Linked DNA regions of Homo sapiens: region 2 is linked to region 1. Evidence: chromatin loops called from intact Hi-C (ENCODE). Cell type or tissue: PC-9. All regions are shown on one strand. Each heading gives the region's core, and the rest is flanking DNA. Links, peaks and the distances in the headings are about the cores only.

Region 1 (17,169 bases), core at 6,348-11,347:
ATATCCATTGCTCTCTTTTCTAAAAGAAATGCTGGTGAGTGTACTCTAGAGACATTTAGCCAGTTCTCACTTCTCCCACCCCTTCTCTGCTGTGAGGCCAGCATTTGTGGTGTGGACTTTGCTTTAAATGCTGGAAACCTAGAGGAACTATAATATCATAATAGTATGGTGAAAGAAGGAGGCAGCAGTTCAAGTAGACAGGTCTATGTGACAAGTGACAGATAGATGATGGGTGTTTTCTGGCTGATGATCAGAGTTCATTGACACAGAAAGACAGCAACAAGCAATACTTGGAATTCAGGTAGTCAAGTAGATGGATTCAATAAGGTTTGGCAGCAGATGGTCAGGGCCCAGGCCAAGACTCTGGAGAGCAATCCTGACCTGCAATTCTAGAATTATGGCTAAGGCAGAGATCTTGTTGTCGAAAATAAATTGCACAATATGGAAAAGACAGGTATTCTCAAGGGTTTAGCCAAACTACTTGCTTCTGGGGAAGAGTTCCGAGGAGATTGTTTGATATCTAGTATTCTAGATCAGTGTTTAAGATTTATCAGTACCAAAGGAAGGTTGCACATGCTTTGTTTTTCTTAAATATTGTTCTGTATGTTTAGTTCCTGAAGTTCATGTTAAAATTGTATTATAATTATTATTTACATTACCCATGATAAATCAAAACATTTATTGAAATATACTATTAGAATCTCAAAGTGATGAAACCAAATATTTCTTCCTTAGAAGGGTAAACTTAAATATAAGCAAAATAAATACAAAGGTAGCCAGAGGACTATTTGAGATGGAATAAGAAATTATAAAGCAGAAAATAAATAGAGTTTACTGCTGTCTTATTTTTCATTATAATTTTAATGAATTGTATATCTTCAAAAGATATTATTTTATATTTTTCATTTGTGAATTGTATATACATGTAATTACACTGTATATATTCTGTGACTTGATTTCTTCATCAGAAATTCTGTTTGTGGGATTAGTCCATGCTGATGTGAGTAGCTATAGTTCCCTGATTTTCAATTTATGTTGTATGTTATTGGAAAACATTGTGATAATTTACTTATCAATTCTTCTATTGATGGACATTAGAATCCTTTCTGGTTCTTTGCTATATTTATCAATGCTCTTACCTACACTTTCTTGCAGCATTCTATGATCTTTGTATTTAAAAGTTCCAGTCCACATAAATCTGCTGTTAAACCTGAGATAAGTTACTTTAAGTCGAAGACTCCTTGTGTGTATCATAGGAATGACAGCAGTAACTTACCAGATAGTGTTTTCAAAGAGTAAATTAGCATATACCAAGTGCTTAATATAACACCTCCCCATAAGTGCAAAGCAAATATTAGCTATTATTAATAGTATTACTCAAAAGCAATGAAATAATTTCTGTAAGAATTATCAATTCTAAATATCAAAAAAAAAAGCTCACATTTCTGCTCAGTGTGGTTTAAAGCTCCAAAATCAAAGATTCAATTTGGCATTCTCCTTTAGCATTTTAAAGTTCACTGCACTTTTGTGACAGTGTTAGGATATTTGAATGTCCATCTCAACTCCTTCTACCATCAGAGGCAAATATTAGAGCTGCTCTAAAGGCTGAAAGCCAATTGAAGGGTCTTCCTCATTAAGAAGAAGGAACATGTCTTGAAGTAAAATAGTCTGTTGGGTACAGTTTATAGTGTTGTTGTTTTGTTTTGCTTTGTTTTAGAGATGGGGTCTTGCTATGTTGCCCAGGCTGGAGTGCAGTGGCTGTTCACAGGCATGACTGTGGTGCTCTACGGCCTTGAATTCCTGAGCTCACACGATCCTCCTTCCTCAGCCTCCCAAGTAGCTGGGACTACAGGCACACAATGGGACTTTGCCCAGCCATAGTTTATAGTCTTGCTGCCTCTTCTCTACAGTGCCCAGTCATAGCTCCCAATAGCCACTGCTGACTAACCCCTATTCTGATCTCTGGAACAATATAAGAGAATTCCTTGACTCTACACATTCTAACTTTTCTAGAAGAGCAACTGGAAGACTTATGTTTTTTCTAACTGTTTTGCTGGTGTATGTATGTATAGGCACAGTTCAAAACGGAATGAAAACTCAGCCAAATTTCCTCTTAAGATCACGGAGTAAATTATAAGCAATAATCTCGTGATTATATCTTCAAAACAAAATAGGTAAATTTAATTAATACCAAGCCAATAGACAGAACTTCTAGACATTCAAACTAAGATTGTTCTCCCCTCATGTAGAATCTGCACTCAGTTTAAAGGTTATGTGCGTAGATACAAACAGGGGGCTTCAGAAAGGGGTTCCAAGATGATATAGTGCTGCCTTCTTTATCAGTAGTGCAAATGCCCAGAGCTGAATATTTGTTTTACTTTAATTAAATCAACTTTATTGAAATAATGTGCATAATTTACATTCAGTTAAATGCACAGTATGTTTTTCGATGTATACTGCAGTGTGTCTTGACAACTCTGTATACCCACGTAACCACCACTCCAATCAGGATATAGAATATTTCTATCACTTCAGGAAATTTCTTTGTGCCTCCTTTGAATCCTCTCTTCCATTCTTCCCCACTCTTCCCTGACTCATCTGGGAATCACTGTTCTGATGTTTATTACCATCTTTTAGTGTTGACATTTCTTGAACTTCATATACATGGAAGCATGCTGATGTAAACTTTATCTGGCTCCTTTTGCTCAATTAAATGTGCATGGTGTTCATAAAGGGAAAGGATGTTCTTAAATTGATTTTTGCTGTAAAATTATATTCACTTAAAATTTGTACATGTACAATGATTTAAATAACCTTAGTTCAAACTAATATGTTGTATCAGTTGAAATAAACGAGAATTGATTTCATTTCGGTATATAGGGCATATTCACCATTAATCAGAAACTAAAAACATTTCTTGAGTTTAGGCCAGGTTGGCCAAGTAAAAATGAAGCAAAAATTTACTCATTCAGCAGTTCATTAGGTAAGCCTTTACTCATCACATGTTAAACCAACTTCAAAATTCAGTGATGTCCTAAAAATACGAACAATTTGAGTTAAAAAAAAGACTATTTTTTAAGACCCAATTTTCCCAGATAAATCCCCTCTGGCATATTTTGTTGGTTGAGAAACTAAAAATCAAATTAAGAAAAGCTAAATCATCTGCCAGTTAGTTACTAAAAGTGTTTTCCTGCTTGCCACCATTCAAATGATGTGTGTGCTGAGAAAAAAAAAAAATCCTGGACCAGAAAAGCACATGGGGTTACAGAGTTGTGGAAAAACATTGAAAAATATTTGTCCACTTTCTGAGAAAGGAAAAGTACAATTGCTTTTTGACAGTGCTGACTTCTGTTTACCGGGGCTTGCATTATAATCTCCATCCTTAAAATTCTGTAATACTTCACAAATTTGGAACATCAACTCTATAAGGGATTTAGTTTTATGCTTGCTTATCCATTTATGTGAGTCTCAGGATGAAATTCTACCAATACGTCTTCCTGAAAGAAGGTGCAATATCCATTTTCTTCTGAAGTGTCTCTTCTCATGGGAGTTACCTAGTGTATGGTACTGTCTAACTGCTTTTAGAATTGTTTGCTTGGTTATTATTCCGGGGATATTTTTTGAGTGATGAAAATATTTTAGTAATACATTGGCTTAATTTTCAAATACTGGCATTTTATTTTTATTCACCTTGCTTTCTTCTACTTGGTGTATTTTAAAGAGCATGCTCCTTGCTTAGCATGATGAAATGCAGTCACTGCTAATTATCATGGCTGCAATTTTCAACTTCACAAGTGAAAATCAAACCACAGACTCCTAAGTGCTGGAAGTCATGCAATTCTAAGCAAAATCCTGAAGGAGCACGACACAGAAGGCCAGTTAAAGTTACCCCCCACCCCCTTGCATTGAGCAGTCCTACAACGAAAAGAATTGTCCCCAACTAGACCATTGTTTCAGTTGGCATTGCTTTGCTAGTTATTTACATTTTCATTAGGGCAGGGCAATTTCCCCTCAAACAGGCTGTTGCAATTTGTTTATGTAGCGTTTTCATCCAATCAATATGCTTCTTTATGATGAAGATGCAGAAATGCCACCAACTGGCTTGGGCTATTTTTTAAAAAAATAATGCTGCTTTATAAAAGCAACTTTTACTATTTCTGAGGAATAAATGTCATCCAAGGGGCATAAAATAAACCAAGAATTTTAAAAAGTTTTCTGTTCATAGAAGTGAAATATTTTTTCCTTCAAGAGAGTTGTGTGCAACAGGGGACAAATTGTAGCAATGGGAGTAGGAAAGCTAATCAAAAAGGTAATCATGTGAATCCAGGCAGCATTCCCTCTGCAGCAAGATACTAGTGTTTCTGATCGACAAAGTATGCAGTGAGTTAGGGCACTGAGGTTTTCATCGGCTGAGTGTGCAGCCTCAGTAATGTAGAAATGCAGAGCACTCATTCATATCATTTGAATGAGCATGTTTCAAGGCTTGATTTTTATTCATATGTTTGATTGATTGTCATTTTCTCTCATCCCTGTTTTCTAGATAAGATAGGAGGATAGCAAAGTCAAGCAATGCTTTCCCTTCTAGTCATCAAATTAGAGTAACAGCAGTGAGTCAGATACTCTTGTTATAAAGAACAACCATATATTTTTTCCCAGTAGAATTCTCCAATCTCTTTTTGATCTTTGCATGCTGTATTAATGACTGTTAATTACATTGACATGGAGAATATTTGATTTTTTTGATGAACAGTGTTGCAATAATTTATGAAAACTATCATGCGTGTGTGTCTATATGGGTATGTGTGTGTGTATTTTATATTTATGAATCGTTTATGCAGATCGTTTCAAGAAAAGGGAGTCTTGTAAGTTAACTCCTAACTTAGTTTCTTTGGGGTCCTGTGGGAAGCATTGGGGAAGGATTAGATATCGAAGTCAAACTCAAAAATTTTACTCTTTAGGGAGAGACAATTGCACAAAAATAAATGTGATGTATAGTAAAGTGTAAAAACTACCATTTGAAAAATGCAGATGATCAGTGGTGGATAACATAAAAAAAGAGATTGTTTTCAGCAAAATAATGTGCATAAAGGAATTACTGTAAAGTTTGATGTCTTGTTCAATTTTTTGTTCCTTTAACAGAATACTTGAGACTGGGTAATTTATAAAGAAAAGAAACATATTTATTATCGTTCTAGGGGCTGGAAAGTCAGAGGTTCAGGGGCTACATCTGGTGAGGGGCCTTTTGCTGGTGCAGAGTCCCAAGGAAGCACAGGGTATCACATTCTGAGGGGCTCACAGGAGACAGCCAAACTAGCCTATATAATGGCCCATTCCTATGATAACCAACTCACTCTCATGATAATGCATTAATCCATTAATTCATGAATCCGTGAATGGATTTTTTTCATGGGGGCAGAGCTTCTATAACCCAATCACCTCTTAAAGACCTCATCTCGTAATACTGTTACCCTAGGGATTAAGTTTCAACATGAGTTCTGGAGGGGACAACTATTCAAACCATAGCATCTGGCATAAAATAATGTGCTTCAATGAACATATGCGTGCATGTATCTTTATAATGGAATGATTTATATTCCTTTGGGTATATACCCAGAAATGGGATTGCTGGGTCAAATGGTATTTCTGCCTCTAGGTCTCTGAGGAATTGCCACACTGTCTTCCACAATGTTTGAACTAATTTACACTCCCACCAACAGTGGAAAAGTGTTCCTTTTTCTCCACAACCTCCCCAGCATCTGTTGTTTTTTGACTTTTAGTAATAGCCTTTCTGACTGGTGTGAGATGCTATCTGATTGTGGTTTTGATTTGTATTCTCTAAAGATTAGTGATGTTGAGCTTTTTAAGATATGTTTGTTGGCTGCATGAATGTCTTCTTTTGAGAACTCTCAGTTCATGTTGCCCTTTGCTCACTTTTTAATGGGGTTTTTTGTTTGTTTGTTTCTTGTAAATTTGTTTAAGTACCTTGTAGATGCTGGACGTTAGACATTTGTCAGATGGATAGATTGCAAAAATTTCTCCCATTGTGTAGATTGTTTGTTCACTCTGATAATAGTTTCTTTACTCTGATAATAGTTTCTTTTGCTGTGTAGAAGTTCTTTAGTTAATATTTTCAAGAGGTTAAAGGAGGATGAGGCTGAGCAGTTACTGAGTTTACAAAGGAGATCACTGTAAGCCTTCAAGGCAATTGCTTTGTCATGGTAAAGGCATAGGCTAAAGTGTAAGGGACTTAAAATTAAATGGGAGCTGAGAAAATGGAGCTGGCTGGAAGTAGTTTACCTTTCTCTAAGGATATCTAATGATGAGAGAAAGGAGAGAAGATGGCAGCTTCTGGTGTAACTTATGCCTAAAAGTGGCAATCTCTTAGGGACAACTTCTGTTTATTTAAATACATAAATAGGTCAGTAAGTAAGTAAATAATAGTGGTGCCTACCATTAAGAAACAATGAGGAGAGGGTTCATTCAGTATAACAGATGCCACATTTTAGGGGGCTGGAAAGAAATTAGCAGGTTATGCAGAAAGCCAGACATTCTCAAGATTAACAAAGTGGACTCTGGGATTTTTATACAAACTGTGCAGAGAAAAGTCAAAAGGTATACACATGTCTGTGGGCACACATTTTAATACTATAACTGTGGCTTTTTTTCATTTATATAGTGTAAATTTTATATCCCATATTTCTTTAAGCATAAATATCCTATGACAACAAGGTATTATGGCTTTCTCCCTTTTCATTTTTTTAAGTGTAATTATCAGCAAGAAGAATGCATTCAACAGACACAGAATATTGATTTCATTTTTCATTGATTGACATTTCTGTGTTTTCTTATGCTAGGAGGCTAACAACTTTCAATTTTATGTATTTTATCTAGATTTTTAAAATATAATAATGATTTAATATATGTGGGATAATACATTACTACCACATTTGTGCACTAGAGTTATTCTAAAGTACTAAGCAGTGAAACAGACAAAAATGTGAGTGTTGTTAGTAATATAATTTGGTGTTTTAACAAACAATAACAAGAATCTCTAAATTAATTAATTGGTTATTTTAATAAGCTTGGAGTCCTTTCTTAGGAAAATAAAAATAAGATTCACTATAGCTGTCTTTCCTTTTCAGGAGGAGGGAGATAAAGTTAGTTACTTTTATGTATTTATCAATTTTCCCAAGTTGAAACACAAGTAACATAGGACCTGCAGTGACTTTTGGACCCTGACTTCTCTGCCTCAGGTTTAATCTCAAGCTATCAAGTTTTGGAGAGTCCCCTAAGTATTTTATTTTTATTCATTTTATTTATATTTCTTTTGTGGCCTAGCAGATATACGAATAACCAGTTAGATTTTTTAGGAAGTAAGCCAGCATATTAATGAATGATTTGTAATTTCAAGGTAGTTTATTAATTTATTCTAGCATGGTGGTGACACAGAAATTACTGTGACTTTAGAAAATAAAATTAATTTGAGCTTTAGAGTCTGTTTTCTTGCTTTCTTAACTTCTGGTACTTTATCTGAAGTGGAATCTCTGATGCTCTGGTCTTTCTGATGTGTCTTCTCTCTCTTTTTTCTTTTTGCACTTTTTTTCCCTAGGGATTTGTATTTCGATTGCAAACCTTCTTTGATATCAGGTTTCAGGAAGTAATTGTACACAGTATCTCTCTCTGTGTCTGTGTATGTGTGTCAAAGGGACAATATGAAGAGCCAGAGAGCCATTTCCGTAGTGAACATAAAGGTTCTAGACCAAATACTAAATTAAGAGATTCACACTTACACTGGGCATTCCGTTCCTGCTGTCAGAAGTCATAACATGATAAGCAGAACGGTAGCTGATACAAATGATGGTAGCATATTTAAAATCTTTGGTCAAATGCAGTTCCTGATTTGCTACAGTTTGGGATGGCTACTTGTTAATAAAATATTTTTGGTTGAAATTCTTAGTAACCAATTGATAACACTTTTCATAAATTCGATTATTGCAACCTATCTCTCCTGTAATTATAAAAACCAATACTACCCCATCTACATCCTTGCATTAAGCTGGTAGTACTACAAAGGCTGCCTTTTGAGGACAAGTTTGAAGAACCAGTGTGAACAGTTCTTTCATTGCACTTGTATTTTTCGAAGCACACTGATTCTGATACATGAAAGAATGTCAATTTTACCTGCAGCATTCTTGAATAGGTAGCTGGTGCCAAATTTCAGTAGCATCCTCCAGAGGGCACTGTCACCTGTTTTATATACTGTATAATTTGTATCCTTTTATTAAGATGCTGTGCAATACTTGAAGAGTTATTTTAATCTATTTTTATGTGAAATGCAATCACGCATTCTTTGCATCATCCACAACCCTGCTATCTACAGCAGCTTCCCCTGTCCATTGTTGTAGACCATGGGTTGACTTGTATATCTGTATACAAGTTTTATATCAGTAACATTTTGTAGATTGATCCACCTAGGCTAAATAGTCCAGTCTAGGCCTGTTTAATAAGGATCTTTCACAACACCCCCACTTAACCATAATTTTTCCCTTTTCTTATTAAAATATACTTTATGTAAGTTATCTTACTTTTCACCATATTTATACATATGCCATGCTTGGCTCTGGAGTCAGATTTCTTGGGCTTAAAATACCAGCTCCATCAGTTAGACTATGTGATATGGACCAATGACTTCTCTTCTTGGGTTATTAAGAAGATTATATGAGTTATATATGTAAAATACTAAGCTAATCTCCCTAATATAATATACTTTGAAAGTTCTCTATTGCATTTGCCATGACTCAAATAATCAGGGTTACAGTTTGTGAAATTTAGTTGAACTCTGATGATTGAAAATGTTTAATTTTTTTTCAAAATGTAAAGGATGCTTTTTATTTCTCAGACATAGAGTTTAAAAATCTCAGTTTTTTAAAGCATTTCCAAAAGTATACACACACATGCAAGTTATAGTTTTACAGAAATTCTCTTCTAAGTGACTTAGATTTAATTATTCAAAGAGGCCGAATCTATTGAGTTAAATATTCCAAAGCATAACAAAGTAAACAGTTTAAAATAAATTCTTTTTGTGGAAATGTTACTTACATCCATCATATTAAAGGTTTGGAGATTTTTTGCAAATACCACTTAAAAGGAAAAATCAATTAGTTATAATTTTCAGTTTGCACAGAAATAGCTGTATATACATTATAAATCCAACATAAGCATTTATAAGTGCAAAGAGGGATTGTTTATTTAATAATTGTTATAAAGGGATAAATGAGAATGAAAGGACACAGTTGCTGCTATACCATTCTGTACATAATAGTGCTTAATTGTATATAATTTTGATAGATTTGAGTAGTTAAGTTTTAATATTCTCAAGTTCACTAAAACACAAATTTTTTGTTTGTTTTTTTTAAATAGGCTCAATTTCCAAGTAGTTGAAACTTTCCTTTTTCTCTGATTACACAAATATCACATAACAGCAGTTTTAAAATCAGATTACATGGACTCAAAATCTTCTCTAAGATTAAATTCATGAATAACTTCATGTGGATTTCTCCTCAGCTGCTGTTGTGGGCAAATGTTCAAATACAAATTTCCCACGCATGTGTACACTACCCTATAGCATGATTGACAATTTGTAAGCTCCTAAGTGCAAATCGGTGGTCTCAAAACTTGGTCATCATTTCATCTTTTTTGTTTTTAAATTCAGGAATCATAAACATTGGGTCATGTACAGCTGTATCTTTTGGACAAATGCTCACTGTCATAGGAGCCGCCATCCCTGCCTTTCCCTGATTATCTAGCTTCTATTCACTCCATAGGAGTCACACAATTGTCATTTCTCCCTTCTCAAAATTTACTTCTCAAAATGCACTCATTTGTATCTTAAGAGAAATACAGTAGAGGCAAAGAGAGAAATTATTCAGTTTTTTGATTGATTGGTTGACTGACTGATTTCAGAGCTTTCTTTATGAGTTTCTTATATTTACATTTAGAAATTGATGTTGCTTTGTCAAGTTTGTCATATTTAATTAGCTCGCTCTCATAATTGTGAAGATAAGTATAGCTGATGCCTTAACCTATATTTTATTCTTGTTGATCATTTTCTTCCTTGAGGCTCCTATTTATTTCTGCAGTCATAAATGACTTGAGAGACAAGATTTAAAAAGTGATAAGTTCCCACTTGATAGGAGGTCTGTTTGGTTTAGACTGTAGTGACTTCTTAAATTAACATTTTTAAATGTCCACATGCATAGATGACTTGTGGTTTATTTATACATTTTTAACCATAATAAATTTTACCTTATGGTTGCATAGTAGTTATACTCCTCAAAACTTTAATTAAGCAGTTATCTATATGAGTATTTGTTAGAATATTAGTTCCATGAAGAAAGGGACTTTTTCTTCTTTCATATAATTGTATCTCTACTATCTAGTTAAAGATTGGTACAGTAAATATTTTTCAGAAAATATGTAAAATAAATTTATTATTAACTACTAAATGCTGTTAAATGACAAGAAAAAGAATATCTCAGGAGTCTTGAAAGGTAGAATATTAATGAGAGATGTTTCTGGATTTCTTTATGGCTCTACTCAGTCCTCAGACAAGAAGGTATACATCTATCAAGTCCAAAAACATGTTAACAATCAGAGTATCACAATTTTGGGTAAAATTTAGTCATTCTGTTTTCAATAAAGATTACATCCCACTAAGGCATGTAAATATTGACACTTTCTAATCCATGGCAATATAATTATTTTTAGTCTTCAGGCTTGATGCCAGTTAGAATCTTTCCATGTCAGTAGAATTCAGGACTAATTTGCTGTGATTAGCAAAGAATTACTTTGCAGGCTTTCTATTCATTTATGCAAGGACAGACCTGTTAATTCCAACTCACTGAATTTATATGGGATGCCCACAAAAGTCCTTGGAAGCCTCAAGCTTTTACTACAAATAGTTGATTTTTCCATATGCCAGATACTCAGCTTTTCAGGAGAAAGCATCCCACTAGTACTGTTGAAAAGAGAGAGAGAGAAAAAAAAAAGGCAAAGCTTAATTCTGTAAGTAAGGTTGCTATTGCCACTCAGCAAAGGAAATCGCACTTAACCCACTGCAGTGTAAGCTCTTCTTCCAAACAATCTGGAAAGAACATTATATGAAAATGTTGTCATAGCAGAGCTCCACAATGTAAAAGGACAAATTGCCCTTTGAGAATAAAAGTATAGTCAGGACAAAGACAAATATGATGATATGTATAATTCAACTGTAAACCAGAAACAGAAAAACAAGCTGTGGATATCATTTAAAAGTAATTTTTTTAATTATACTTTAAGTTTTAGGGTACATGTGCACAACGTGCAGGTTTGTTACATATGTATACATGTGCCATGTTGATATGCTGCACCCATTAACTCATCATTTAACGTTAGGTATATCTCCTAATGCTATCCCTCCCCACTCCTCCCACCCCACAACAGGCCCCGGTGTGTGATGTTCCCCTTCCTGTGTCCATGTGCTCTCATTGTTCAATTCCCACCTACGAGTGAGAACATGCGGTGTTTGGTTATATTGCTACTTGAAAGGGGCTTCAAGGCAGGCAAGCAAAAGTGAGAATAGAGTAATTGTGAGTGTTATAGGTAAGTATAACCCATTTCTTCCAAGTCATTATTAGGGTGTGATTTACAAGTTCAGTGATAGGAGGTATAGGCCCTAGTTAGGAGAAACCAGGCATGGATATGCAAGAGTGACACAGACAATGTGGGGCAGCCTGGGAAGCAACAGGCAAGAAATAAGCTACATTTCTTTCTCTTGCTAGTAACAGGGATAGGGCTTAAATCGTTGATATTGATTGTATCTGTTCATTGCACTGTAAGTGACAGAACACTTGACCCAAATTAGGTTTAGGTAAAGAGAAGTTCATCAGATTAGGTGTCCAAAAAGTTTGGAATTTGATCTGGCATGGCTGGTTACAGGGTCAGACGCCTTCATCAGGGCCCTGTTTGACTCTCTTCATCTCTTGATCTCTCTTTCCATCCTCAGACACGATATCTTTCTGTGATTAAAATATAGTACCTGATAGCCATTCCAGCATAGTCACATGGTCTCCAGTGAGGTCACGTGGACATATTTGAACCAATCATTTTCATGAAAGATAATATATTCTGATTGGCTTAGGCCCAAATCAAATGTCTACCCCAAGCTTAGGGATGGGATTATCTCTGCAGACACATCATAGCCTAAAAGCTGAAAGGGGTAGTTTTCTGAAGTAAAATAGTATATTTACACTAAAAATAGGGGAAGTGGATTCTGAGTGGCAAAAATACAAATGTCTACTTTATTGGTCAATAAATCAATAATTACAGAGAGATATGGGCATATCTCTCTGGCTGTGACAGGAGGTGCAGGACTCAGCAGTTCCTTTTGAAGTTCCCTGTGTTCAGTCTATACTTTGGCTTCAAGAATATGCTTCAGCAAGAAGCAGACAGAGAAGAGTACCCTCAGGCAGGCTTTTGCCAAACACTGGATTTGTGTCAGATTCATTGCACATCAATTTCGAGAAAAAACTTATAAAAATATCCTGATTTTGGAATTGGATGTTGATTCTATTACCATTGTACTCTGCTATGTAGACTACAATATTATTATTTGTTATACTGACAATATGTAGGTGGGGGCAAGTCTGGAAAATAAATTTTACATGACACAATAATTGTACTGACAGTTACATTGGCTCAGAAATAAAATAGAATAATGAGGAAAAATAAAACTATATATACTCAGAGTGCAAGGACTGTCCTCTGTTCAGAGACTTTTCGGTTGTAAAAGATGTCTTCTAAATATGATCCATGCTTCATTGTGATTGCCCTTGTTCAAGTATTGATTAGGCCTGTGGACATTAATGACAATAATGTGATGTAAAAAGATTTTATGGTAAGCATCTCATAATTTACTGAAATGATATTTATACTAAAGAGGGATGTGAAAATTTGTCTTGCCATTTCTAAGAAGCACATCTTTATAATTAAGTTACCTCTACTTCTACACTCACTGGACAAAAATTGGTGTAATTAAGTAGATAACATTTGTAGGATACTTTAGAATTCACAGAACAGGTTCAAATACTTTCCTCAAAAATCCTGTGAATTCATATATTGATTCTGTATTTTAGAGATTGATAATAGGACTGAATATATTTCCAGGGGTCACTTCCCTGCTTCACATTTATAGCTAGGTTCTCTGCTTCACATTGTCTATCCTCTGCTATGCTCGTGTGTTTCAAAAAGGGTGTTACTTGTGAATAGCACCTGAATCTTAATCGCTTAGTTCACATAATTATTTATCTATTTAACTGACTAATTTAACTATTTCACTATTTGTGTGATTTTTATTGGACCTGCCTTGGTAATTCCAATTCTTTCTTCAAAATATTGCCTATAAGCCACTCTTTGTTTAAGGTCTTCCTTGAATCCCCAAGCAAACATGCCTTGTCTATCATCACAGCCCCACCTTACAAGCATCTGTTAGCATGTCTCACTCCATTATAATGATGTGTTTACATGACTGTTTCTCCAACTGAACTGTGAGTTTCTTGAAGACAGAGACCATATCCCCTGCATCTGTTTATCTTTTGTTACTAGAGCTCCAGGAGTGTGGCACCTGAAGGTTAACCAGTGTTTGATGAACTAATGAATGAATCATACACACCAAAAATAGAGCAGCAGAACTATAGGATACAGTGACTTACTGAGGCATAGTGAAGCTACAGATAAGTAATCTAGCTTCCAGCCATAGAATAATAATCCCTGGATTTTATATGTAGGTTTTTAAAAATTGTTTCCTCATAGTTAGAAGTTGCCATTCTACAATTATATTACAGCTTGATTCTATTTCTTTATTCGGATATTAAAACCCTTAAATAATGCCCTTTGTTTTAAATTTAATTCTTAACAAGTAAAATAAAACAGCAGTAAATCACATGTTTATAATGGGTAGCAGCAGACCTTAAACCTTTACAGCATAAAAATAGCAGTCTCGAGTTGCTAACACATCAGGTATGCAATCTTCTGTAGAAAAATATTACACATTGTCTTAAGTAGGAGCAGACTTGATCTTCTCAAAACCAAAGCATTGTTGGGTGTGTGTGGGGGGCGGGTAGGGGAATTGTTCATGATATTTCATTTATTTAATATAGCTTCAGCAAATAATAGATGTCCTCTAATTTTGTGATATTTATCCTTGAATATTATGACATTCATTTGCTTATCAGTGGTATTCTGACGGACTATTTTTCTGTGGTTTCATTGAAAGAGTTGATTGGTAATTTTGCAAATATCTGAATTAAGTGTTAAGGTTATAGCTGTATATAATAATAGAAGGCTAATATTGCTCTGTGGTTTGTTACTATATATAATGTCCCTTTTTTTGTTGTCTGTTTTATTTTGTTTAAGGCATTAGAGAAGTGTTGACTTGAAGTGATGTTGGAGGAAATGATTTATCATGCCTGTTCCTTATCGACTTTAGTTTAAACAAAAGTGTCTTCTATACACAATAATCCTAGTGCCAGTGTTTTGAGTCTTTGCAAAACTGATACAGAATTCTGTCCAGTCTGAGTAACATCAAACTTTAAGTAGTAATATCATCCACACCACTGAACATTTTGAAACTACACAAAGGAATGTATCACCATACTATTGAACAAGAACTTACAGATTCTTGGAGTTTACAATTCAGTTGGGGCATTTTTAAAGTTTTATTGAGAGGTGGTAGATTAAATAATGCAATGAATTCAATCCAAAGATCATTCTGTAGTGAAAAGATTTAAAATATGTCCTTTTCTTTAAGGACATAGAGTCCCATTTACCTAGTCTTCACCCTCAAGACACTGTCCCAAATAAAAATGGCTCTTTAAGAAATAAAAATATAGTAAGTGACTGGAAGTCAGAAAAATCATACCAAGCACAAGTGATCCTGAAAATCTATCTGCATATGCAATTATAAAAGGAGCTTTGTTTCTGACACACAGCAAGCTTTGTTTAATATGATGAGCTGCTGCTGATGCCAGCATCTGACTATTTGGTTTATCTGTTCGTAGGAATCACTTGTGTGAGATTGAATTTCAAACTATTCTAAGGAGAAGAGTAAATGAAAATAATATAATCAAACCTTGTCCCTTCAGAATAGAGATTTTCATAAATTATTTTTATTTATGTAACAATTTTTTCTCCTTTTTCTCTTCAACTTTTCTTTACCCCCTTTTAAGTATTTTAATGCTATGGTGTGACTGCTATCTATTCGTCACGAGTCAAATTACTTTTTTTTTACCAGCGCTTTCTTTAATGGCTTTTTTTGAGAAATCAGATGCCAGATTCCTCTCTTTGCACCAGTTAGGATACCTTTTTGTTGGCAATTTGTGATTTTCCTTTGCAAATGCTAAAAATTAAATATGATGTATAAAAGCAAAAGCTTGTCTTCTTGCCTCTACCTCGCCTCACTTCCAGAGTTTTGCATACCCATCACCAGGCTAATACTGTGAAAACATCATTTTCAAAACACTACCCCCTACCCAAAGTCCTTCTTCACCCCTAGTCATTTAGACTATCCCAACCTATCTTTCTGAACTTTACATCCTGTCCCCCAAACATAACTTAGTTATTTTTCTTGCTTCCATGCATTTGTTTCTGCTGTTTCTTCAACTTATGATACATCATCCTTCCATCGAGGCCACTAACTTTGATTCTTTACGTCCATCAAAACTCAGTTTCAATAAGATGTCCTGGCTCACACCTGTAATCCCACTACTTTGGGAAGCCAAGGTGGGAGGATCACTTAAGGCTAGGAGTTGGAAATCAGCCTGGCCAACACAGTGAGATCCTGTCCCTACAAAAAATGAAAATAAAAAATAAAAAATCAGTTTGATTTCTTTATCTTCTGCTGAGTCATCTCTGCTCCTCTGAGGTCACTGTACTCTCTTTTTACTGTGACTTCATGACCCTCTGCATGGTACACTCACTCACTGTTCGTCACGTATATTATTGTCCCACATCCTTTTATGTATTTATGCTCTGTCCCTAAGCTAAGTTTTACTTTATTGGAGTTGGTAGTTACATATTATGATTCTTTTGATTTTCCCATACCATTTAACAAAGTATATAAAATAATATATAAAAATATGTTATATATAAAAACTAGGTTACTAAACTAAAATTTTCTGGTTATTTGAAATTATTTTCAGCAGCAATGATAATACATACACCTGGACCCTGGAACAACTTTTTTTGTTGTTTTTTGAGACATGGTCTTGTTCTGTCATCCAGACTGGAGTACTGTGCCATAGTCACAATCAGAGCTCACTGCAACCTCTACCTCCCAGGCTCAAGCAATCCTCCCACCTCAGCCTCTCCAGTAGCTGGGACTACAGGCACATACCACCATGCCCAGCCAATTTTTGTGTTTTTGTAGAGATGGGGGTTTCACCATGTTGCCCAGGCTGGTCTCAAACTCCTGAGCTCAAGCAATCCACCTGCCTCAGCATCCCAGAGTGCTGGGCTTACTGGCTTAAGCCACCACGTCCGGCCCTTGGAACAACTTTTGATCCCACAATCCAATCAGCTTCTTGGGAACAACATGTGAAATCAAAGCAGCCACAACAAATTTAACATATACCACGAGGGCTGAAAATTATTAACATGTCCAAGTTAGTACGTCCCAAAAGGGTTGATGATTATTAATTCTGCAGCTGGAGTTGCACAACAAGCAAAAAATACAAACTAACCTCTTACAGTGAGCAAGAACATCAAAGTGTGAAAGATACCACTAGTTTCAGCCACATCAACTTTCACAGAAGAGATACTGCTTTTTGAACATCTAGATCTGGTGCTTCTAACACATTGGAAAATTCTTTTAGTACCTCCATCCTGTGTAAGAAGATGAGAAAGTAACTGAAACATTTATCTTCATCAAATTCAAGGAAGTAATCTGAATACCATGAAATCAACTAAAGATTTCTATTCTTGGTGCCATTATATGATAAAGGCAGAGTGATGAAAGATGCCAAACAGGTGTGCTAATATCTGGTCTAGTATGACCTCAGTTCTTTTTTGTTGGTATCGTTCAGGTTAAGTTGTCTGCAGGTTTATTTTTAGAACTTAATTCATTGAATATTTTCT
Region 2 (17,169 bases), core at 4,610-9,609, 330 kb after region 1:
AAAACATAAAGCATCAGAAGCTATCATTTATTAAGTGCCAACTGTGAACCAGTTTCTCAATGTATATTATTTATTCTGTTTTAGAGATGAAGAAATATACTCAATGTTTCTACTGTATCAGTCAGGACTCTTAGTTTTAATCCTTGAAAATTACTCTGGCTAATTTAAAGAGATATTAGCAATTCTCCAAATCTCTGGGAGGGCCAGGGAAACTAGCTTAAAGGCTCGGCAGCCAGGACCTGTACCAGCATGGGAGCACACTTTGGAGACCCCACAGCATGGGATTCAAAGAGAGGCAATTCATATACCCGGGAAGCCACCAATGGGTTCATTGCCATCTGTCTTTCTGCCATATTCTGCCATCTTCACCAGGAAATGAATTATTCATAGTGCCTTCTCTACTCCAAGTCAAAATCTCACAAAGCCACATCTTATTTATTAAGTCTAGGTCACATAACAGACTTCCTTTTCTTTTTTTTTTTTTTGTTTGGTAAAAGTGGTACTTACAACATGGTAAATTCCCTAAAAAAACCCCCTCTGTTTAAAAGTGGTTGAGTGCCATAAAGATAATACATGTTCACTATACAACTGTGGGAGATTTCCAAAACAGCTACACATTCTTCCTTCCTTTACAAATACTCGGGCCTTTACAATGTGAGTGTTGCAGCTCTTCCCATCAAAACATAGTCTCTCTTCCTGAACCATGAATTTGGCAGATGTTGTGACCTGTTTGAACAACTCAATGAGGTAGAAATGATACTGTGCTGGTTGCCAGCCTGCGCCTCAGAGGCCGTCTGCTCTTCTGCTGTTCCTCTGAGAGCCCTGCTGCACCCGTGAGAACAATTCCAGGCTAACATACTGAAGAATGCAGTTCAAGTGAAGGAGACAGTGTCGTCCCAGCCAAGGCACAAACACAGGGGAGCAAGCAAGACCCCCCCCGCCAGGCAACCTGCAGTTGACCACAGATGCATGAGTAAGCTCCATCAAACATGCAACTGGGCTATGCCAGAAGAACAACTCCACCAACTTGCAAAACTTATCTGCTTAATGTTGTAAGCTACTAAAATGTGGGGTGGTTTGTATGCAGCAAATATCTGACAAATTTACAAAAAAGTCATTCTCACAAGCATTTTTGTGCATAACCAGCTTCACGTACATGAAATTCTTTTGGAAGGTAGGTGTGGGTGAGGTGAACTTTTTAGACCACACTACAACCAATTTGTATGACTTCAAGTGCTCCAGTGGCACTCTGCACAGAGGGGCTTATCGTTCCACTGTGCACATGATTGCCTTGAGGGATAGCCAAAAAGGGATTTTCTTCATATGGCTTCAAGTTACTCTAATGCCAATATAGCTTTTATCACAGCCTGCCAATGTAAATAGATATATTTATTTCCTATTCTCATTTAACTACACATATTGTGAATTGCAGTGTTATTTTCTTATCTGAATAGCCCCTCAATAGCTGTTTATTATAATATTTGCCATATAGTCACCTCCCTCTGACAGCAGGGTAATACAGCTTAATGAAATATTTGTAAAGCCCAATGAACTGCACAGAAGAAATATGCTTTTAAGTTCTAAATTATGTTTCTCACTAACACCATTAATAACATATTCTCCTCATATCTGTGTAGCTTGTGACTTTACTCAACCAACCACACACGTTGTAGTCACACCAAATGAAATGTTAGGTCTGTGAATGATTCTCATGCAAACAAATTGTTGAGGCATGACACATTGTTGAAGCTGTGCTCAACCAGTTTGGGAATTAATAGAGAGAAGATTGCAAATTGCTGAAACCTTTTCTAGTAATATTTCTTGTCTCTATGATGATCATCATACTTCAACACCTTTTTTTCCCCTGGAAATGTTTAGACATTATTATTTAATTGCATCTCATTATTAATTAAAGTATCTCTAAATTTTCCTCAGACTCTGTCGTATCTGAGACCATGCTGTGCCAACGAATCATACATTGTTAAAGTTAAAAGGAACTTTTAAGGTAATACATAGGAAATGTTTAATATAATGCCTCATAAGTAGTAATTAGCTAATAAACATTAGTTGTTATTATTGTTGCTTTCTACTATTCATATTAAACCTCTCGACAGAAAAAGGAGAAAAATGAAGTTTCTACTAAAATGTTGCCAGTAACATGTTTAGTAGCTTACAACTTTAAGCCGATCAAACCTTGCCTTTTGTCATTTGAAAAATATGGTCAAGTGCCTCCTATATTTACATATAGGGAATATGGACAAAATCCGAGATGGAGTTCTTGCGCTTCACCTACTGACAGTTTATTGACACCAGCACCTATCCATGTGTAAATGTGTGCTGTGGCCTTCAACTTGCCTTCTCACGTAGGTCAGCCCATATCTGTCTAGTCTTGGTTATAATCAGTGTTCTGATTGGGAGGCATGGGATATACTAGAAAAGGCAGAAAATGGAAGAACTGAATTACTCTGTAAGATGAAGGAGGAAGGATTTTGAAGTCCCCTGTGGAAAATCTGGGAATAAGAAAGGGGATGAAAGAGGAAGGAAAGAGATCAGGAGAAAAATGAAGGAGACAGGAGGAAGGAAGAGAGGAGGAAGGGAGAAGTTAGTAGTGCTAAGTGCTTTTTGTGATAGGGTTGCTAGGTAAAATATAGGATGTCCAGGTAAATTGGAGTTTCAGATAAAACATGAATATTTTTATATGTCTCTAATAGTGCATGGGTATCAAACAATCAGTTAATCAATCAATAAATTCCCTGTTTCACTAAAATCAAATTTAACTGAGCATTCAGTATTTCTATTTGCTAAATCTTGCAGCCTTATCTTGGGGATACAGACAGAAAGAGAAAGCATGTATACAAATTAAACCTATATATTATGGGATGTAAGAGATTAATCTCCCCTTCTTCTCCTCTGCAGAGGTTGTAGATCTCTTCTCTGACTTTTTTGTCTCCTTTAGCTGCTCATTCTTGATTATTCCATTAGTCTCTACTTGGGTTCCTCAAAGGTACCTTAAGCAGAAGACATCTAAAACAAAACTCTTGACTTTGCCATTCCAGTCTCTGCTACGTCATTCTGGAGAAATCACCTGCCAACCCCCTGCTTAAAATAGCTTCCTTGCCTCCACTGTTCCCTATGTCATCATGGTGTTTTATTTCCTCTACAAAATGGTATAATCTAAACAATTTATTTGTTTGCATACTTATTTCTGGTCTGTGTGCTCTCACTAAAATGTAAGCTCTATGAAAACAGGGAACTTGAAAATTTGCTTTACTCTACTATCTTAGTACTTAACACAGCTGTGCTTCACAAATCAAAATTTAGTAAATGTGGAGTAAATTGATGAATAAATAATCTACTCCCTAAACTTAGTTCTCTGGCACCATTTTATGTCTCAGAGAATGGCATTACCAAGTATCTAATTTTGTAATCGCCGTAAATGTAATAGTCCTTCATGAAATCTTTGAGGCCCCAAGGTCCATATCCAAACAGTCACATTCATTTCTAAATTTTATCTATTACCTTTTATGTGTTTTTAAAATCAGCCAGATTCTTTCTATTTCCACAACAATTACCTTGGCTCAGATACTATCAACTCTACCCAGAACTTTTCTACAGTCTCTTGTGAGTATATATTTGGTGAGTAAATACTTACTTTTGTCTCCTTCTGAAGAGTTTCCACACTACAGTGGAATAATTTTATGGAAAAGCTAACTTGGCCATGTCACTCCCACTCCACCCCATTCCCACCCTTCAATAAAGAGAATTCAAGGTGAATATTTTTAAATAAATAAATAAACAAAGAAACAAACAAGTAAATAAAGACCTACGTTAGCCATTGAAAATTTGGCCTAAAAAATCCCCAACCTCAACAAGCACCATTTTGCTGCTCCATGTTTTAGTTTTTTCCTCTCTCTCTCTCTCTCTCTCTCTCTCTCTCTCTGTTCTCTTTTGTTGTTGTTGGATGTTGGATCTTAAATGCATGCAACTGAATTTTTTTATTTGAACTCTGGTTTTTAATACATCATCATTTTTGGTTCATGAATAGTCCTCCGTTTTTATATTTTTTAATCTTTAACATAGTAAGCTTTTTCTAATCCATTATCTAACTCAGGATTTAGAACACGAATGCATCTTACATCTTAATGAGCTCATTCCCCATCCCGCCATTTATCAACTCCAGCAACCAGAGGTAGCCACTATCATAAAACTTAGTGTGTGTGTGTGTGTGTGTGTGTGTGTGTGTGTGTGTGTGTTGTACTTGTTGGTCAAATCTGGCCTGAGGACTGTCCTTTTATAGCCAGTGAGCTAATCATGATTTTTACACTTTTAATGTGGTGTGAAAAGAAACAAAGAAGAATTTTCTGTACGGGAATAATTGTTTTTAACTAAATAATATATTAATAAAGCCCATTCACATTCCTGCAGATAGCTGTAGATCATTCATTTTGACTGCTATATAATGTTTCATTGAGAATTTATTACACTTTATTCATTTCCATTCACTGTCTTTAAGTCATCTTTCAGTTTTTCCGTCAAACTATGGATTATTCCAACATATACATCAGCTCTTTCTTAAAATTGTTAAGTTGGACTCATTTCCTTGGATCTTAGCTAAATCTTCATTTCTCAAGGAAGCATTTTTTGCTTCCTCTGACCACATTAATTATCCTCATTGAAAATGTGTGTACTTCTCCATTAGAATAATTTTTTATGGGTTTAACTTCTTGATTATTCCATTAGTCTTTCTCCTCCATTATAATTTCCATCAGGGCAAAGCTCATGACTTTTTGTTTGTTTGTTTTTATCCCCAGCATCTAAAGCAGTGGTTGGCACTTAGTGGATGCCAAATAAATATTTGTTAACTGAATTAATGCAGTGAATATTGCTCACTAATATATTTTTGCGTGTGTGTGAATAAATTATCCAAAGACAATTGAAAGCATTATGGAATGCTGTACCTAGATAGAAGTGAGAACAGAAACAGATGGAATAAATGAAAGAGTATGAAAATGAGAAAACAACTGACATCTGAGTTATATCTAAAGCTAACTACAATACAAGAGACAAGGACCATAAAGCCCAATGGGGTCACAGATGGAACAGCAATTCTCTCTTGTTAGGTTGGCAAATACTCATACATTTGATCAGTCCAAATGTTGAGACTGAAAAAGTTAAGTAGAATTTACCTCCTCTGAATTTTTTATTTGAAATATGAGAGGACTAGATGAAATTATTTCTAAAGTGGTTTTTGGAGCTTATGTTTTATGCTTTTATGTTTTACACACATGTTAATTTATTTACAATAACACTGATTCTCCATCTTAATCAGTATCTTCTCATGGGTAACACAGTTCTATCAATGAACTTGTATGTGGTATGAGTGTACGCAACACCACCTAGACGCCAGTACCTGCCGTTCTGACTGTTTGCCAGCAGGAAGACGCTAACATAAGGCAATCTTGTTCTTAACAGTGTTTCCTGGCCAGGCGTGGTGGCTCACCCCTGTAATCTCAGCACTTTGGGAGGCCGAGGCAGGTGGATTGTGAGGTCAGGAGGTCCAGACCAGCCTGGCCAACATGGTGAAACTCCATCTCTACCAAAAATACAAAAAAAAAAAAAAAATTAGCCGGGCATGGTGGCATGCGCCTGTAATCCCAGCTACTCAGGAGGCTGAGGCAGGAGAATTGCTTGAATCTGGGAGGTGGAGGTTGCAGTGAGCCAAGATCACGGCACTGCACTCCAGCCTGGGCTACAGAGGAAGACTCGGTCTCGGAAAAATAAATAAATAAATAAAAATAAAAAGTGTTTCCTGTAGTATTTTATTATCATTGCCATTTCAGATTAATATCGACTTTTTTAATTTTAAGACTACGTATTCTATCTTAATTTTTATTTTATTTTTTTAATGAATAGTATCCATAGGCATGTATTATGGAGCATCCTATGACTTCCTACCTGGTTGCATTGGCTAAAGATTCCTCTTAAAAACCACAGAACAATGTTTTCTTGGTTCTTAGTAGCAGAAGTCATTGATTTTGATTAACTGTTTTGCAAGCCAGTTGCGAACCTCTGCTTTGTCTTTGTTTTATTCTGCTTATTTATCACCAATCTATGTTGGGTCCCTTCACGATTTAGCCACAGTTAGAGTGAGATTTCTCTCTTCATCCCCTTCAAGAGAAAGAGACCTCCTGTGTTTAAAAAGAAGCAAACATAAAACAGCTTTATAGGCACTCTTATTTCAGAAGATGTTTGGGAATATATATGTATCCTCAAAATACTGATTGTATATATAAAATCAGCATTAAACAAAATCAACTCCACTTATAAAATCCTCTTTGAGCCTCTCACTTATAAGGTTTATCACCATGTCTGCTTTTGTAAGGTACTAAGTTCCTGAAAGGTGTACTGACTGTCAGGCACATTGTCACAAAGGGGATGTGGTGTGAGTGCCTTCATCTGCCACTTACGTTATGTTCAGTGAGTTTACATGCAGTTACCTTATCTTACCACAAGATGGTGGTAAAAACAGTAAGGCATTCAATGTGCACCTGGGTGGGAAACCACAGAAAGAACACAAAGAAGTGAAGTTTAGGGTTTTATTGGACACAACATAATCAATAAATTAGTAAAATAGGGAAACAGAAAATTCTTGAACTCAAAATTATGAGATATTTTCTCATTTTCATTTGAGTTCCTCTACTGAACGCTATAAATATTCTTACTTTCAAACTTAATTGCCAATTGGGCTTTCAAAAATTATATTGAAATGATACTTAATTTTTCTATTTTCTTGATTTGTATAATTGTATCATTACATCTGAGAAAATATTCTAGAATACAGGCTTTGTGGGTGTATTAGTCTGTTCTCACGCTGCTAATACCTGAGACTGGGTAATTTATAAAGAGTTTTAATTGACTCACACACAGTTCCACATGGCTAGGGAAGTCTCACAATAATGGCAGAAGGCGAATGAGGAGAAAATCAAGTCTTATATGGCAACAGGCGAGAGAGCTTGCGAAGAGGAACTTCCCTTTATAAAACCATCAGATCTCATAAGACTTATTCACTATGACGAGAACAGGGTGGGGAAAGACCCACCCCCGTGATTCAATTACCTCCCACTAGGTCCCTCCCACGACACATGAGGATTATGGGAGCTACAGTTCAACGTGAGATTTGGGTGGGGACACACACAGCCAAACCATATCAGTGGGTTATGTTATTTAATTGCTAATATGTCTGTATCCTATATTCCCAACTTAAAGTTTCCAGAAACTGAATTATTACTTTTTTGTATCCCCCACAAGAACTATTACTCACAGATAAACAGCCAGTGTTGCATAAATGCATAGTGCTCTGAATCTTATTCAAATCTTCAACAAATTATGCAGTCTGCTTTTAACAGGTCATCTGACTCTGAAGCATTTTGACTATTTTTATTCCAGGAAATCTACAGACCAGCACATTTAAGAAAATTAGCAGAACCAAATTTGGGAAGCAAAAACCTTATTGTTTCCTCAAAGACTCTTGAGGCACAGCATACGATAATCTGTTGAGTTTTCCCCTGGAGTATATCAAGGACTCTTCTCTCTTAACTGTTGTTTAACTCTAGGCCTCATTGTTGTTGTGTTTTGCAACTTTCTCACTTTTCAATCGTCAGTTTTGCTTTCTGCGGTGGGTGGTCTTAGCAGAGTATAATAATTATGAATTCCCTCTCACATCGTTTCTTCATGTCTTCTGATATATCTCTACCACAAGTTGTTATGAAAGTAGGAGGTGAGTGGGTGAGTTTATAATGAGTATCATCTGTAGCCCCATACGTTCCTGGATAACATGTAGGACAAAGACAGATCTTCTTTTGAGATTCCAAATAATTAAGAAAATAGCAACTTGCACTGTGATAAGCCACTTTTCACCCAGGATGTTTGAGAAAAAAATGTTTTGCTTGTACATTTCCTTTCTTTGGTTAAAACTTCCTCCTTCCCGATTTCATAAAATAACAGTTAAAACAATGAAATGTAAGCATATGTTTCCTTCATGAGGCTCTAAATATTTAAAGGCAATTACTTGAAAATTCGTATCCCTATTGTCTAGACCAGGAGTTGGCAAATTAAAGCCCCACAGGCCTACTTTCTCCTACTGCCAGTTTTTGTAAATAACACTTTATTGGAACCCAGCCATGCCCATTTATTAATTATTGTCTATGATTATTTTTTGCACTACAATGGCAGAAGTGAGTAGTTGTGACAGAAATCATATGGGTTGCAGAGCTTAAATATATTTCTTCTTTAGCCCTTCACAGAAAAAGTTTGCCAATACAGATTTGGTGCTTGAAAAATTTTTGTTGAATAAATGGAATAATGGAGACTATCACCTATACTGATGTCTGATGCTAAATAAAAAAATGCTGTTTGTTAAGATTACATTCTTGCTTAAATTATGAGTCAAGAGATAATGAATGACTTATCTAGTGAGAATACACAATGAAATACTTTACTTGATTTAGTCAGTTTATTGAAACAACTGATTGTAGTACCTTTTTTTTTTGGTAGTTTGTTTTGGAAATTGAAATATCTGAGTCTTAATTAACTTATTAAATTATTGGTTCATTTTTGTATTATATGAACTAAGTGGTCCATCATATAGAAATGTGCTACACAGGCTATTAGTTGCAAGAAGAAATAGTAACAATTTCTTGACATAAAAATACCATAATCAAGTGAGATCGTTTTTTTTTTAACAAATTTTAATTTTTAGAGCATTTTTAAGTTCACAGCAAAATTGAGAGGCAGGCAATACAGAGAGTTCCTTGGTCCTCTGAACACACACAGAGCCTCCCCAACTGTCGACAAACCCCACCAGAGTGGTACGGTTGTTATGATTAATGAACCCAGATGGACACATCATCATCACCCAAAGTCCATAGTTTACATTAGGGTTTACTCTTACTGTTTATTCTATGGATTTTGACAAATGTACAATAACATGTCTTCACCATTGTAGTAGTATACAGAATAGTTTCACTGCCCCCCAAATCCTCTGTGCACTGCCAATTCATTCTTCTTTCCCTTCTGACCTCTGAAGAGCACGGAACTTTTTACCATTTCCATAGTTTTGTCTTTCCCAGAATGTCATATATTTGGAATCACACAGTATGCAGACTTTTCAAATTGGTTTCTTTCACTGTGCAATATGCTTTGAAGTTTTCCACCATGTGTCTTTGTGCTTGAAAGCTCATTTCTTTTTGTCAGAGAATAATATTTCATTGTCCAGATGTAGCACAGTTTGTCCATTCACCTACTGAAAGACATCTTGGTCACCTTCAAGTTTTGGCAATTATGAACAAGTTGCTATAAACATCCACATGCAGGATTTTTTGTGGACACAAATTTCAACTTATTTTTATAAATACCCAGGAGTGTGGTGACTGGATAGTAGAGTACATTTAATTTCATAAGAAACTGCCAAACTGTCTTCCAAAATGGCTATACTACTTTACATTTCATCCAGCAATGAATGAGCATTCCTGTTGCTCCACGTTATCACCAGCATTTAGTGTTGTCAGTGTTTTGCATTTTCACCATTCTACTAGGTGTGGTTACATTTTTAACCACAAGAATTTGTAATGCTTTCAAAGTTTTAAAAACAGGTTTTAATATTTGGGGATGTGGTAGCATATACAACATTTCTCAAAACAAATTGATCATTGAAACATTTTATTGGGGGAGAGCCTATGAAATAAATATTCCTGCGGAGCTGCTGACAGCATTTTTTTTTTTTATCTCTGGTACCTAGCCTAGCATAATGCCTGACACACAGCAGCTGTCTGTGGAATAAATGAATGCTTGAGTTTGGAGCTCATAGAGAGATCTGGCTTGGCTGGAACCTGAGTGAATTCAGACATAATGGGATAATCTTGGGCCTACTTACAGAAAAAGAAGCCAGCACTCACATGCAAGAAAGCCCCCAGACTTAAGAAGCTATTATATGAATGTTCTATTTTAATGGGATAGGTTAATTAAATGGTTAATTCTAGCATTAAAATAGAAATAGATATATGAGACCAATTAATTGCTTTTTTATGAGCTTTTAAAATTTTATATATTTGGCCGATACCTCACAATAATTCAGTATTCTTTGGCAGCCAGTAGTTGCTGATGGCAATTTTCTTTGTCAGAACTGTTATCAAACTGTGCTATTAAAAGAGATTGATTTGGTGAGATCTGGGTAGATCTGTAACAAAAAAGCAAGCAGTCCAAGCTGTTGTCTAACATACAGGAATTTGGATAGATTTTTCTGTATCCTCTTGGCTTGAGCTGTGGTTTATCATATTTTAAATGTGGTCCGAGCAAGCTTCTCCAAATGTGTCTCATACAATTATACATTTAAGCCAACATTTTATTTTGAAAAGAATGTTTATATAACTTTGTGTTTGGCTTCATATATTTATTTAATATACAATTTCTGTTGACATTTTCTCAGTTCTTATTCTAAATAGCAAATTTATGTTATTCCATTTTACAAATGAAGAATCTAAATTCTGGAGCAGTTTTCAATGCAGTTTTAACAATAATAGTATGAAGTAGAATAGCATTTAAGAACTTGATTATTAACCTTTCATTTAGGTCAAATTTGTTTGATGATTCAATTTATTTAAAAAAGTTTGTATGTAGCTTTTTATACTTTATGATAAACATTATGATAATTTCCCTTTTTCGATGTTTAAACATTCTGAAATGATTTAGGCTTTTTTTCTTGCTCAGGTTAAGAGGGTTATGAAAGCACTTATTTCTACTTAAAAAAGTTCAAAAATATGCCAAACATGGTAAAGAGTAAGCAAATTTTTGAAATTTAGCAACTGCTGCTGAAATGTAAATTTCTATGAATTCAATTTTAATTATCATGATTCTTATTACATTAATAAAGAATATTCAGACGTTTTCATGTGAATGGAAAAATTCTTAGAATCTGAAAACATAAAATATTCACTGGATATAAGTTAAAGTTAAAAAGAGTCTTAAAATTATTTTTTTTTTTTTCTTGAGATGGAGTCTTGCTCTGTCGCCCAGGCTGGAGTGCAGTGGTGTGATCTTGGCTCACTGCAAGCTCCACCTCCCAGGTTCACGCCATTCTCCTGCCTCAGCCTCCCGAGTAGCTAGGACTACAGGCGCCCGCCACCATGCTCGGCTAATTTTTTGTATTTTTAGTACAGAAGGGATTTCACCATCTTAGCCAGGATGGTCTTGATCTCCTGACCTCGTGATCCACCCATCTTGGCTTCCCGAAGTGCTGGGATTACAGGCGTGAGCCACCGTGCCCGGCCGTGATTTGTTAATCTCTTTTTTTTAGAACACTTGATCTGTTTTTTTCAAGGGAAACACTATAAATGATTGTTTTGGATTGAACTTGTTCCACTAACCTATAAATAACAAGTCACCCTGAAAAACGTGCCTGGGAATAAAGCAAAAGAGGTAGAGATAAGACTATTGGTAAAGGGCTCTCTGTGTCATGATACAATATGAAAAACATGTTGTAGGAAATGGGGATCACTAAACGTTGCCAAGAGAACTGGACAAGTTTGGCTTGTGTTTTTAACATACATCTGTGTAAAGAATGTCTCGTGTATGCAAGGCTGAAGTTGTTAGGAAACTATCGCAGTTTAGGAAATTTCACAAGCGCTTGAACCAGATTATAATTCAAGGGATAAACAATGATGAGGGAGTTTCCAAATGGTCAGCAAGAAAGCAAGCAATAGGTGAGGAAGAGTAGTTTCTAAGGAAGAAGGTAGTAGAAGAGTGCAAGAAGAGTGAATAATTAAAGGAACTGGACTGTAAGTAGCCAAGATAGGGAAAATGGATATGGAAAGGAAAAACTGAGGTAGCACTCTGCAGTGAGGAAGAATAAAGGAAGTTGTGGGGAAGAAACACTGAATCAAGAAGTTCTCCCATCATGTTGGAGCAAACGACTATATAATTGAGTCATGATTACACATTGTGATGTATAGTTGCTAGCTCTATGATTGTGAGCTAGACATTTGAGTCAAAGGAGTGTCTGTACAAACGCTATATCATTAAGAAGAATTTAAAGTGATTCAGATATATGACTGTTATTCAGATACATAAGTATAATTATGGAAAAAACATCTAGCTCTATATAGAGAAGTTCTTTTAGTTCTTGCTATATGAACTTGCTTAATAATGTAATTATATGATTCTCATACACTGTATCTAAGAACTTAGTCAGTTTAGAAACACGACTTAACAAGAATCTGAAGAAATATGGCTCCATGCCCAATTTAGGACTCACTGTTAAGCCATGGCATTGTTAATAAGATACCATATGGTGGGGTTTGGCTTTTCTCACATTTAAGTGAACTGATTAATACATTTTTTTGATGGTAAGTTAAGCTGAAGATAACCACTTATTTTCTCGTCTTCTTATTAAAAATAATGAAACAAAGGCAGATTTCAGTTACTTTTTACAGATAGTCTCAGTTTGGGTTCTTGTTCAGTTAATTTTTATTTACCTGGGCTCATGGGTTGGAGGGATTTGGGAAAATAATAAAAGAAGACAAACACAAAGACTTATGTACTGAGTCCCTTATCTGACCCAACTGTGAATTCCTTTGAAGCTATGTATGCAAAGTACTTTCTGGGACCTGAGCTTAACTGAACAGCAAAAGAGACACAGTCCTTGATAATATACTCAGAGATGAATTGATTTTGTACTCATAGGCAACTGTTCACACACTGACTCAGCTAAAGTTAGTTTACATTCTCAAATGTCAGGCTAACTGGGACCCTAAGCCTTCTGGATCTACAGCAGGTCTAACTATGGTTCTCATGCCCAGTAACAATCTAAAACCAAACAGTAATGATTATAAGAGCAACATGGAAAATTTATCTCTTGTGGAGGTATATTAAATCTTTTTGTACTATTACACATCTTTCTTCTGGGTTTTTCTAAATTAGTATTTTATTACTGTGGTATTTCTGCCTCACTTTGGCAGTCATATTAATGATCTTTATGACACTATTTTACTAATATTCACTCAGAAAATTAGTCATTTACTACTATTTAAGAAATTATGACAATAAATTTAACATATATTAAAAGCGTTCCTATTAAAAACAGTGTTTTACAGAAGTTAAACACAAATTTTAGGATAAAATTAAAATAATAAAATTCAGCACAGCAAAAGAGTGTAATTTTATTTTCTATATGAGTATTGTATATTTTAAATGAAGACACTGATTATAAAAATGTATGCTATGCATGGTAAAATGAAATGTATTAGAATTAAAGACAGAAACTTTAAAAATCTTTTTTCTATATAATTTTTTTCTATACAATTTTAATAACATTTTTAAATGCTTACAGTTAATGTTATTGAAAAAGAATTTCATAATCCAAATTTGTTGTTGAGTATACATGTCTATAAACTCACAGAAAAAACAGAAGAGCACTCAGCAAGATGTTGACAGTGCCATTTTTGTGCTATTTGAATTTTCTATGTTTTTTACAGTCTGTATTTTATCATCTGATATGGTTTGGCTCTGTGTCCCCACCCATATCTCATCTTCTAGCTCCCATAACTTCCACATGCTGTGGGAGGGACCCAGTGGAAGATAATTGAATCATGGGGTGGGTCTTTCCCATGCTATTCTTGTGGTACTGAAAAAGTTTCACGAGATCTGATGGTTTTAAAAATGGGAATTTCCCTGCACAAGCTCTCTCTCTTTACGTGGAACTGTAAGTCCATTAAACCTCTCTTTTGTAAGTTGCCAAGTAGGTATGTCTTTATCAGCAGTATGAAAACGGACTAGTACATCATCAGAAAAAAAAATTCAAATTGTTTAATAAAATTCAAAAGTCATCAAGAGCAAATATAACAGAGATTGGATTCCTATATGAGTCAGAGTTCTTCAGAGAACATAACTAATATGGAGAGAGAGATCTATATTTATTTTTAAAAAATGTTAGGGAATTGCTCATTCCATTCTGGAGGCTGGCAAATCCAAACTCTGCAGGGAAGGCTGGCAAGCTAGAGATCTGGGGAAGAGTTGCCGTTAAAAAGAAACTTTTAAGGGAAGATACTTCTGCTTCCCTCTGACAAATTACATAGGGAAGAAATAAATGCAGATATAGGATCTGAAAAAAAATTTAATAAAAGTGCACGTGTGTGTCCCTGTGTGTGTCGGGGTGGAGATAGTGGGTTTGTGGGTGTGTAGCCCTGAAACTCTCCATCTTCCAGATAAGATAAATTCTTCCCTTACCTCTATGTTTCCTTTGCAGAACTTCACATGCCCTAAGAGTCAAGAGGTTATCTCTGATTTCCCATGCTTCATGTAAGATCAATCCTCCACCATCCTCCAGGCCCCCGATGCAGAAGCCAAGAGGTGGGGAATGGCAAAGTTGTGTGCTGTGAATTAGAAGCATTATTAATAAGAGGGAACCAGGATCTCAAGGGCTCTTCATATTTCTGCTAAGACTTAGAAACCTTCTCCCTCAGACTGTAGCCTCTGGACTAATCTAATCACATCATTTATCTCCATGTATTATAATCACTCTAGGTGCCCAAGACTCTATGGTTATCTCTCATGACCTGGACATTTATGCCTCAGTAATTTTCTTAATCCAATCCTATTTTACAACATTCCCTGATTCAAAAAGCTTTCTGTGTGCCCTCTGGGTCTTATGATCTGGCATCTGCAGAATCTCCTGTATCTTCAAACTCTTCTCTGAACATTTATTTTATTTGTTCTAATCCTAGCTGAACACTCCTTTTTGGTCACTATGTTTTCCCTACAGTCCTCTTAAGTAACTTAAGCAACATGCTCACACCTTAGCACTAGCTCTGAAGGAAGGGCTGTTATATCTTCTACATCCCAAACATTGGCTTCTTCTGTTCTCATCGCCAGATTCAGACTAGTTTTTTCCCTCTGGCCTAAACTTCTCAAACTTTGAATAATATGACCTCTGTTTAATTGTACTTACTAGCGTTCCTTTTTGCATTGATCAGCAATTTCTCAGGCTGTTCTACCTTATTTCTTCATTGAAAGATTATAGCTTTTGACTCAATATCATTCTCTACAGCATTGCTTTAGTCACAAGCATTAAGAGTTGAACTTCCATAGACAATTCTTCTAAATGTTTTTTGACCTCCTTTCCTTCAAAGATTTATTTTTCATGCTTTCACAAACACTCAATTCTGTATTATACTTTGACACTGTCATTTTGAATACCTGTGAACTCTCAATAATCTAAATTTGACATTTAGTACACAACCTTTGGTTCTAAACTTTGTGGTAATTCTTTGACCTGAGTAGAACATAACAACTTATTGATCCATTTTCACTTGCCCTTATCAACCTCAATTTAGACTCTATGCTAATAGAATTTCTTTTTTGCATATATGTTGCCAGTGACATCTATTAATATATTGTTCTCCAATAGTTAGTTGTCAGTATTCATCTTATTTGACCTTTATAAAACTTGTGTTGATTTATTATTCCATCATTCTTAATATTGATCACTCACCTGCCTCATTGGATTAACAATCTCTCTTGGTTTTCCTCTTACCTTGCTGAATGCTCCTTCTTGTATTACTTGCAGGCACATCTTCATCAACTAAACCTATAGGCTTTGAAGTGGACCAAGGCTCAATCATAACCCTTTCTCTTTTTACTCTGTATCCTCAGTCCATGATGAACTTATCTTGTCTCATGGCTTTAATATTAATATATATTTTGTTCAGTCTCACTTGTGTAGCTCTATACTAAAGCTCTGTCTTGAACACTCATTTCTTAAGCCTACAGAACATTTCCATTTGGAAGATTAATAGGCATTTTCACTGTCACTAGTTCAAACCTGAATTCCATATGTATATATATATGGAATATCTAAATATCTAAATATTTAAAACACCAAAAGCAATAGCAAGAAAAGTCAAAATTGACAAATGGGATCTAATTAAACTAAAGAGCTTCTGTACAGCAAAAGAAACTATGATCAGAGTGAACAGGCAACCAACAGAATGGGAGGAAATTTTTGCAATCTCTCCATCTGACAAAGGGCTAATATCCAGAATCTACAAAGAACTTTAACAAATTTACAAGAAAAAAGCAAACAACCTCATCAAAAAGTTGGCAAAGGATATGAACAGACACTTCTCAAAAGAAGACATTTATGCAGCCAACAAACATATGAAAGAAAGCTCATCATCACTGGTCATTAGAGAAATGCAAATCAAAACCACAATGAGATACCATCTCACGCCAGTTAGAATGGCAATCATTAAAAAGTCAGGAGGGCATTCTTTAATGATTTAGTGGTAAGTTGATGATTGCTTGAATTAGGGATACTAGGATAATGTGGGGATAAAGAGAAGTGAATGTATTTAAGAGAAGTTGCGAATGTCAGAATGGCAGGACCTAGGCATTAGTTATGCATCAGAAAGGAGTGGAAAGGAAGAATTAACACATAATCTGAAACTTTGACTTGAATTTTTGGGTGATGAGCAACCAATTGCTGAAATAAAAAACATACAAAAATAAATAAGCTTTGAGATGTTGAAAAGGAAACAGGAATGATGATGGGTACAGTTTTATATATGAGATATCTTTAATTTATATAAGTAAAAATTTCTCCTAGACATATAGTTATATAGCTGTAGAAAAGTGAAAATTGAATAGTATATTTACAGTTGTAGAAGTGGATGAGTTCACCACAAAAAAAGAATCTATAAAGATAAAATAATACAGTTCAGAAATGGCCAAGGAAATTTTTAAGCTATGAATAAGTAAGAAGATACTGTAATAAATAAATGAGTAGACAAAATAAAGAATCAGAAACATAGAAATTGAGACAATTTGTTGGGCACTTTTTTTCCTTTATTATTTGTTCCATAAATTCATTGTTTAAATGAAATCGTATGGTGTTGTACTACATATATATGCAAAAGCTTGAAATATTTGGTTGAAACAATGCGGATAATCTTAAATGAACATTTTGGGTACATTTAACCTATTTTGAAAACCAACAGTTTAAACAAATTGGACTCATAAAAAAAAGCTAAATGAAGCTTCTAAATAACAAATATTAACCTTTAGGGAATCACTTAGTAAACATATTTAATTCCTTGAAGTTGCATCTGTTTTGAGAGTGCT

Evidence for each region. A loop is a pair of places that touch in the nucleus more often than their neighbours do. Peaks named below come from ENCODE experiments on the same cell type or tissue, not always from the same donor. Only the 100,000 strongest peaks of a DNase experiment are listed, where the experiment ranks them.
Region 2: a loop joins it to region 1, with 3 times the contacts of the local background. A loop is called at or near these places in 7 of 110 quality-filtered maps.

Annotation. Positions count from the first base shown.
Region 1 is chr4:31,037,688-31,054,856 of GRCh38, forward strand. The region is part of intron 2 of PCDH7 (protocadherin 7); the gene reads left to right. Among named protein-coding and RNA genes, the nearest start is that of LINC02497, 120 kb to the right of the region's middle. RefSeq lists an enhancer at 5,942-6,511. In PC-9, for the core only: a CTCF peak has its summit at 8,224 (motif pointing right); a DNase peak (open chromatin) is centred at 8,264; H3K27ac peaks cover 323 bases.
Region 2 is chr4:31,364,544-31,381,712 of GRCh38, forward strand. No RefSeq gene overlaps it. Among named protein-coding and RNA genes, the nearest start is that of LINC02501, 130 kb to the right of the region's middle. In PC-9, for the core only: CTCF peaks have their summits at 6,497 (motif pointing right) and 6,699; no DNase peak of the experiment used is centred there.